Linked DNA regions of Homo sapiens: region 1 is linked to region 2. A link is a contact called in ENCODE Hi-C or POLR2A ChIA-PET data. All regions are on one chromosome and are shown on one strand. Each heading gives the region's core, a stretch centred on a gene start or an enhancer-like site at or near the end of the contact. The rest is flanking DNA. Distances are from core to core; before and after follow the strand shown.

Region 1 (3,604 bases), core at 258-2,757, 48 kb after region 2:
GAGCTCCTGGACATTTCTGACTTCTTTTCGAACAGAAAGGCCAGTTGTGCTGTGACAAGGATGTACATAACAGAGAGGCAAGATAGCAAGCACAACGAAAGTTTCTCCTGTCTCCCAGCAAGCCCTGGCTCTCCAGCTCTCTCCCAGCAAACAAATGCAAGGCAGAATTCAGAATACAAATGTCTTCTGATGTATCCTTCTCCAAGGGCAGGAGGACTGTAGAGATTCACATATCGATTGGGAGCATAATAATGCAATAAAAAATTCAAAGACAAGCCAATTTCTCAGTGTTTGCAAGGACTGGCAAGTCCAGCAAGGTTATTGATGAAGAAATTAAGCAGAATGCAACGCAGCCTGCTCCAGCCTCAACTCTCTCATAAAAAAATCTACACCAGAAGCATTTCTCACATGACGTCAGCATGCTCCAGTAAAGGTGTACACTCCTGGTGGTTTTTGCTAGACGGATACTGATTGCATTCCAAGGGATGCTGTGGTGACAAGGAACACGAAGTCTAGGTTCTGGTCTAAAATCTGACACTACATTGCTGTGTTACCTAAAACAAGTCACTTGACAACTCTGGGTTTCCGTTTCTTCATTGGTAAGGCAGAAATAATAATATTAATCTTGCTTGCCTCCTAAAGAAAATGGCCTTAACTCGAGGTCCAAGGATAAGTTTCAGGCATTGTTGGAGCCCCCTGAAATTATAGACAAACTTTTACATTTAGATGGATATACTGAAGATAATTTCCCACATAATTCTAAACTGGATAATCATATGCAGGAGGAAAAGGGGTCCATGGCTCTTTTAAAAAAGTTAACAACTAATGGCCAAGAGAATCAATGGAAATAAGTTAATCGGTGAGAACTGCTCCACAAACTCTTGAAGAAAATAAGAATATTTCATTCAAGTTTACAAATAATAGCCAAGACCCACTTGCCTTATTAGTACAGTATGTACCATCTCCCTTCTGGGTTTTTCTGTCCTATTTGTGTCCCAAATTTGCAGTTTTTACTTGCTAAGATTTTTCAGTTCATATATACAACCACCTCTCAGATCACCAAATGATTTTAAGAATCCAGACTGGGTTATCCCACTTTATGGGCCCCTCACAGTTCCAAGGATCCACACCACTGGTCAGGCAAGTTTCCTTTTAGACCTTAAAGTCCATTTTCACTCCCTTTTCTTGGTTATTCTAACTAATCACCTGCAACTCTAAGGGAGGCTACTCTTATGACACTAGAGAACTCTAAACTGGTCTTTGGAGGAAGCTTACGCTTGATGTAATTTCTCTTTGCTGTTAGATCTGACATAATTACATAATTGAAGCTGCCTCTCCCTTCTAAACCAGACCAATTATGATTTCTTTATTTGCAATAAGATGCAATTTAGGGCATCAAGAAAGGGAATTATCCAAGAATCTCATCTTCCCTTTACCCTCAGTTAGACGCAGAGTTCATGCAGTCTCTGGATGCTGCTCATGATTCTTTCGGCCCTGTCTAGGCGTGGATGGATTCACTCGGTCACCGAGGTCGCCTTTCTACTCTGGTGATTATAAACAGGAAATGATAGCAGAATTACTCATAAGCTTTAGCCAAAGCTTTGTTGGGCTTAGGCTGCTGTTCCAGCAAATTCAATGTATGTCTTGACCCTTTGGTAAGACTATTTCTGGGATAAAACTTTTTGGCTCATGGCAAAATTTGCTCAACATTTACTCCTTGACCAAGTCAATGTACGCCTCTATCCAGGATAATTGCCATTAAAATAGACATTTCATTTATTTGGAACACAGAGACAAGTCTCTACCTAAATGAATTTTGGATATATACCTCTCAACAAGAGACCTAGAAAGGTTCTTAAGCAAAGACTATATTATTAAGTATATTGAAATTTATACAGCAGTGTAAACATACTGATATCAGTGAGCTTGGTTAGCTTCTAAAGAGCCAAAGCCACAATTAGCCAATAACAGCAGAGAAAATAAATATATGTCAACTTCCAGGAAGTTTAGTACTCATGTGAAGATTCTTTCTATGACCCCTCTTTTAATCCCCTTTCTGGTTTGTAGCCTGCTTTAGTGATTTTAAGGTGAGTTCATGTCACACCTCTTATCAGTTATTTTACGTATATATACAACACACACATACTATATATACATGTAAAATAGATAAAAACTTTATGTGTGTGTATGTTTGTGTGTGATCCTTGGAAATAAACTTTTTATCTTTTTAGGTACCCATAGAATATTTATAAAATAACTCTATATTAGAACAGTTGATTCAAATAAGACACAATTAGAGCTGTAATCAAATACCATTCTCTGATACTAATGCAATACATCTAGAAATGTACAATAAAATAAAAAATTTAATTTTTTTCATTTAAATAATTCTGAACTAAAAAAGAAAATTTCAGAACTGACAATTGTGTAGAATATGAAGATATATGATAACATATGAGACATAGCTAAAGCAGTGTTCAGAGGAAACTTTTAGCCTTCAATATATTAATAATTGAGATCAAATGAAAATAAATAAAGGTCCCAGTCACAAGTATTGAAAAATATCAAAATAAACCTAAACATTACATATTGAAAGAAAAATTTAATATAAAACAGAAACATAAATTTAAAATAGAAAAACAAAAAATAATAAAATTAATAAATTACTTTATTAACTAATTGTTTGAAAAAATGCGAAATTAAATAAACTGTCAGCTATCTTAGTCCAAAAAAGTGGGGGTAGGCACAAATATGGAAACAAATCACAGTATGAAACGGTCACTGTAAAGAGGCAGCCCAATGCACTATATTTCCAAGCAGTACCATCTTTGTATCTAGGGGTAACCACATGACTAATTCTAGCCAATGGCACATGAGCAGAAGCGATATGTGTGTGTAAAAGGATTTGCACCAGCAATTCACAAAAAAGAAGTGCAAATGGTTTTAAAACAATTGAAACAACGCCTAATCTCACTTAATATAAATGTTAATTTAAACTACTACAACAAAATGTACTACTTTTCACCACCCACATTGTCAGATATCAAAACATTTGACAATTGTAAGAATAATTACTAGTAATTATAGAACATGTACTATGTGCCCGGCACTGATGCAAATACTTAACACATCTTTAGTGCTCACAGTAACTCCATGAGGTGAATCTCATTATTACCCCCTTTTACAGATGAAGGAACTAAAGTACAGATAATTTAGTAACTTGCCTATGGGCTCATATGATATTGGCAAGTGTGTGGAAAATGGTCATTTTCATGCACTGCAGTGGAAATGCACATTGCAAAAGGCAACTTGGCTATATCTACTGAAATTACAAATGTGTATATTTTCGACCCAGCAATTCTGTTATGAGGACCATACCTTACAGATCTACTTACTGATTGGGCAATGTTCAGTGTACAAGACATTAACTGCAATGTTGTTTTTAGAAGAAAAGCCTTCAAATAAGAACATTGAGAAGAGTTGGGATGGCTACTCAGGGCTGCAGCTGGTATAAAGCTGTCTCTGTTCTATGGCTGGAGGACACAGAGGAGAGCACACAGCAACACCTGCACTGCAGTATCTCCTGCTAATATCATACTTCATA
Region 2 (3,575 bases), core at 521-3,020:
ACATTCACAGGCTCAGACTGATTCCCTCCGGTGGCTCTGTTTACCCCCATGGGCCTTGGAGCTTTTCACTAGATCCTCTGCCCCCCTTACAAGAAAGGGATTGCACCAGAGGTTTGTACAGGCCAGCTTATTACTTCTGCCCAATTTGCTTTGGGCAGACCAGTGACATGTCCTTACCTAAAGGCAAGAGAGGCTGGGAAATGCAGTCTTAACTGGGTGGCTGCCTCTTAGCAACAACTCTAGACTATAGAACAAGAGCAGGACTCTTTAGCAGACAACTGGTTACGTCTGCCACACATAACATCAATGTCATGAAGATGTGGGTAAGTGGGTTCTCTTACATGCCACTGACAGAAAAGTGAACTGGTTATAGGCTCTATGGAGGACCCAAGGCAGTGACTTTTAAAATTTAAAACATGGTTGTTGTGTGTTCCAGCAACTTAGCTTCTTGGTAGCAATCCAAGAAGCCCTAGCAAATGGGCTGAAAAAGGCATACTAGAATGTTTATTACAACACTGTTGCAATCATGAATACAAACAAAATGTCTATCAACAAGGGAAAGTCCAAATGAACCATGTCTATCCCTACTATGGAATACTATGCACCAGTGTGAATAAGATAGATCTATACCTATTTGCACAGAAAGTATCTAAAGTCACTTTGTTGAGTGAATACAATTTTCAAAATAATACAGTATGATAGTGTTTATATAAAAATAGCTATACAATACTACATATTTTCGATATGGTTGTAAATTTAGTAATGAATAGGAAAAATGTCTGGAGGCACATGAACCAAAAAGAAATAACTATTCTAGAGAAAGATAGGGAGGAGGAGAGGGATGGAGGGAGGAAGAAGAGTTTGACAGTCACAGAAATATGAAGATCTTACGGCCGAACAAGTGCAGACCCACACGCTTATAAAAAGATGATGCATTAATTCCACTCCTAGGTATATACCCAAAGGAACTGAAAATAGAGACTCAAACAAGTATTTGTATGTACATGTTTGAGGCAGCATTATTCACAATAGCCAAAAGGTGGAAACAACCCAAGTGTCATTAACAGATGAATGTATAAACAAAGTGTAGTATGTACTTACAATGGAATATTATTCAGCCATAAAAAGGAGTGAAGTTTTTACACCTACTACAAAATGAATGGACGAACCTTGAAAACATTGTGCTAAATGAAATAAGCCAGGTAGACACAAAAGAAAATATTGTATTATTCTACTTAGTTGAAATATCTAGAATAGGTTTATCAAGATGGAACTTTATAAAGATGGAAATAAGATTAGAAATTACTAGGGGCTGGGGGCAGGGGAATAGGAAATTACTGCTTCATGGGTACAGAGTCTCTGTTTGGGGTGATGAAAAATTTTTGGAAATAATGGTGGTCATATCTACATGTAACATTGTAGGTATGATTAATGCCACTAAATTGAATGCTTAAAAATGGTTAAAATAGCAAATTTTATGTGATAAATATCTTACTAAAATAATAAAATGAAGAAAAATAATCAACTGATCTACAGTTGAACTTCAGAATATATATATGATTCAATATACTCTCAACTTGCTTTCAGAGAGAATCAAATAGGTTCTTCCTGAGTCGAGAGAAGGGGAATGAAGATTATAGGGGTCCTTGCTGGAAACCAGATTTTTCTCTCTTCTGCCCCAACACATGGCTTCCAACATTTAGGTGTCTGACTTTGCTGTAGACTATTTTAAAATGACAGACTTGTGTAAGGAAATGAAAGAATGCAATTAAATCTGATGACGAGTGTGCTATTTAAATCTCCTTAATAGGAAATCTTCTGAATTTAGTCATGTACTATGAGGAAATGATAATAGAAGTAGAAAATGCAAGGTATGCTGTAGGAAGTTTGACTTTGAATCAGATGGAGGGAGACTAGCTCTTCCTCCTTGGACTAATTGCTGTATTGATGCAATTCTCCATAGCGCCATGTGTGTTTTGAGGGGGTGGAGGGAGGGCGGTTGAATGATTTATGTGTTTAATTTCCCTCGATGCTTAGAAGGCTGCTGCCCTGCACTCCGAACAGGGAAATTGATTAAAATAACGATTGTGGAGAGCACAACCCCTTGCAATCAGTAACAGGGAGCTGTTTTCCTCTCCTGGAATTAGAATCCTGATCCCTCCCAGATGCCTGGGGTCATCTCCTTGGCCTTGGGGACCAGTGTGGAATTTTCAAAGCTAACAAGACTTGACCTTAACTAACAAGTTCAGTGGAAAGAGTAACAAATTTGACAGGGTCCAAAAAGCAGAGCAGAGTTCGTCTCTTAATGGTCTCTGCTTTGCTCCTGCTCTTCAGGGACTCTAGTTCTCAGATAAATGCATTTGTGATCAAATAAAAATTAACAAATATTTATGGAAATAGTGTTGGGGAGAGAGGATATGGTTTCTGTGTGGAGCTAAGGGGACAAAAGTCATAAGAACTGACAGAAGAGAAAGAGAATTTTGGCTTTGGAGGTGATGTTGTTTAGCGGAAGGAAACAGGTGTGGAACCAGCAGGCCTCGTCACTTACTAACTTCTATGACTTGAGCAGCGATTTTTTTCCTCTCTGAGCCACAGCTTCCTTGTCTGCACAATAAGGATGATAATAATGTCTACTGCATGGTATTGTATGCTAGAAGGGTGAGAGGTGTAAAGGCCTGGTGCAGAGTAAAAGCTTAGTCAGTGATTGGCGTTATTGGCGTTGCTGGTTCTGGATCACAAAAGTGGAGAACTGAGACCTGAACTCTCAGGGCACTTAGGGTGAGATGAGAGAAGGTGGCATTGGGATGGGCACCAAGTCAACTGACAAGCTAGAAATCGGACAGGAAAAGGGATTTGTTCCATCTTTACCCTAACTGGTCTGACCCCACCTGGATGTTCTCCAATTCAACTCAGATATTAAGTACCCAGAGTTAACACAGATCCCACAGGTGAAGGGCAAAGTCATCCACAAGCCTGCCCTCACTTCAAATGCCAGCTGCACTTCAAGGGCCCCAGGCCACTTCCGACCAACTGGCTGTAAATTTGGGAGTTCTCGTGACCCTCTCAGTTTCCATAATTCACTAGAATGGCTCCCCGAGCTCACAGAAAGCAATGTACTTATGATTGTACCTTTATTATTAAGGATACATGTAGAGGAAGATCTGGAGGGGTCTTGGATGCAGAGTTTCCGTGCTCATCAGCGTGGTCATCAACCAGGAAACTCCACCATGCCTCGATGTCCAGAGTTTTCACTGGGGTTTCATTACATAGACATAATTGATTAAATCATTGGCCATGGGATTAAAGTCAATCTCCAGTCCTCCTCTCCTCTCCTCGAGGACTGAAAATCCCAACCCTCTAATCACATTTGGTGTTTCTAAGGACCAGCCCCCATCCTGATGCTAGCTACCATGAGTCACCTCATTAGCATAACAAAGATACTCCAATCACTCAGGAAATTTCAAAGGTTTCTGAAGCTCTGTGCCAGGAACCAGGGGTATATTCTTTATTATATATAAATTGTTATATACCAGATATATTCTTTATAGTACCACAGGGTTGGAGCTTGAAGAACT

Evidence for each region. A loop is a pair of places that touch in the nucleus more often than their neighbours do. ChIA-PET counts read pairs that join two places held with the same protein, here RNA polymerase II (POLR2A). Pooled maps may share reads with other maps.
Region 1: a loop to region 2 is called in a map of endothelial cell of umbilical vein, with 4 times the contacts of the local background. The contact joins two enhancer-like sites. A Hi-C loop is called at or near these places in 3 of 168 maps with a recorded cell type or tissue (IMR-90, PC-3 and endothelial cell of umbilical vein) and 2 of 50 pooled maps. POLR2A ChIA-PET finds 5 or more read pairs at or near these places in 1 of 52 experiments (OCI-LY7).

The regions. Positions count from the first base shown.
Region 1 is chr20:4,554,129-4,557,732 of GRCh38, forward strand. No RefSeq gene overlaps it. Among named protein-coding and RNA genes, the nearest start is that of PRNP, 130 kb to the right of the region's middle. Within about 2 kb of position 1,508, at least 4 of the 41 ENCODE cell types and tissues checked have a DNase peak (open chromatin) inside an H3K27ac peak, as active enhancers do; they include PC-3 and endothelial cell of umbilical vein, where a contact is called at or near this core.
Region 2 is chr20:4,505,566-4,509,140 of GRCh38, forward strand. No RefSeq gene overlaps it. Among named protein-coding and RNA genes, the nearest start is that of PRNP, 180 kb to the right of the region's middle. Within about 2 kb of position 1,771, at least 3 of the 41 ENCODE cell types and tissues checked have a DNase peak (open chromatin) inside an H3K27ac peak, as active enhancers do; they include PC-3 and endothelial cell of umbilical vein, where a contact is called at or near this core.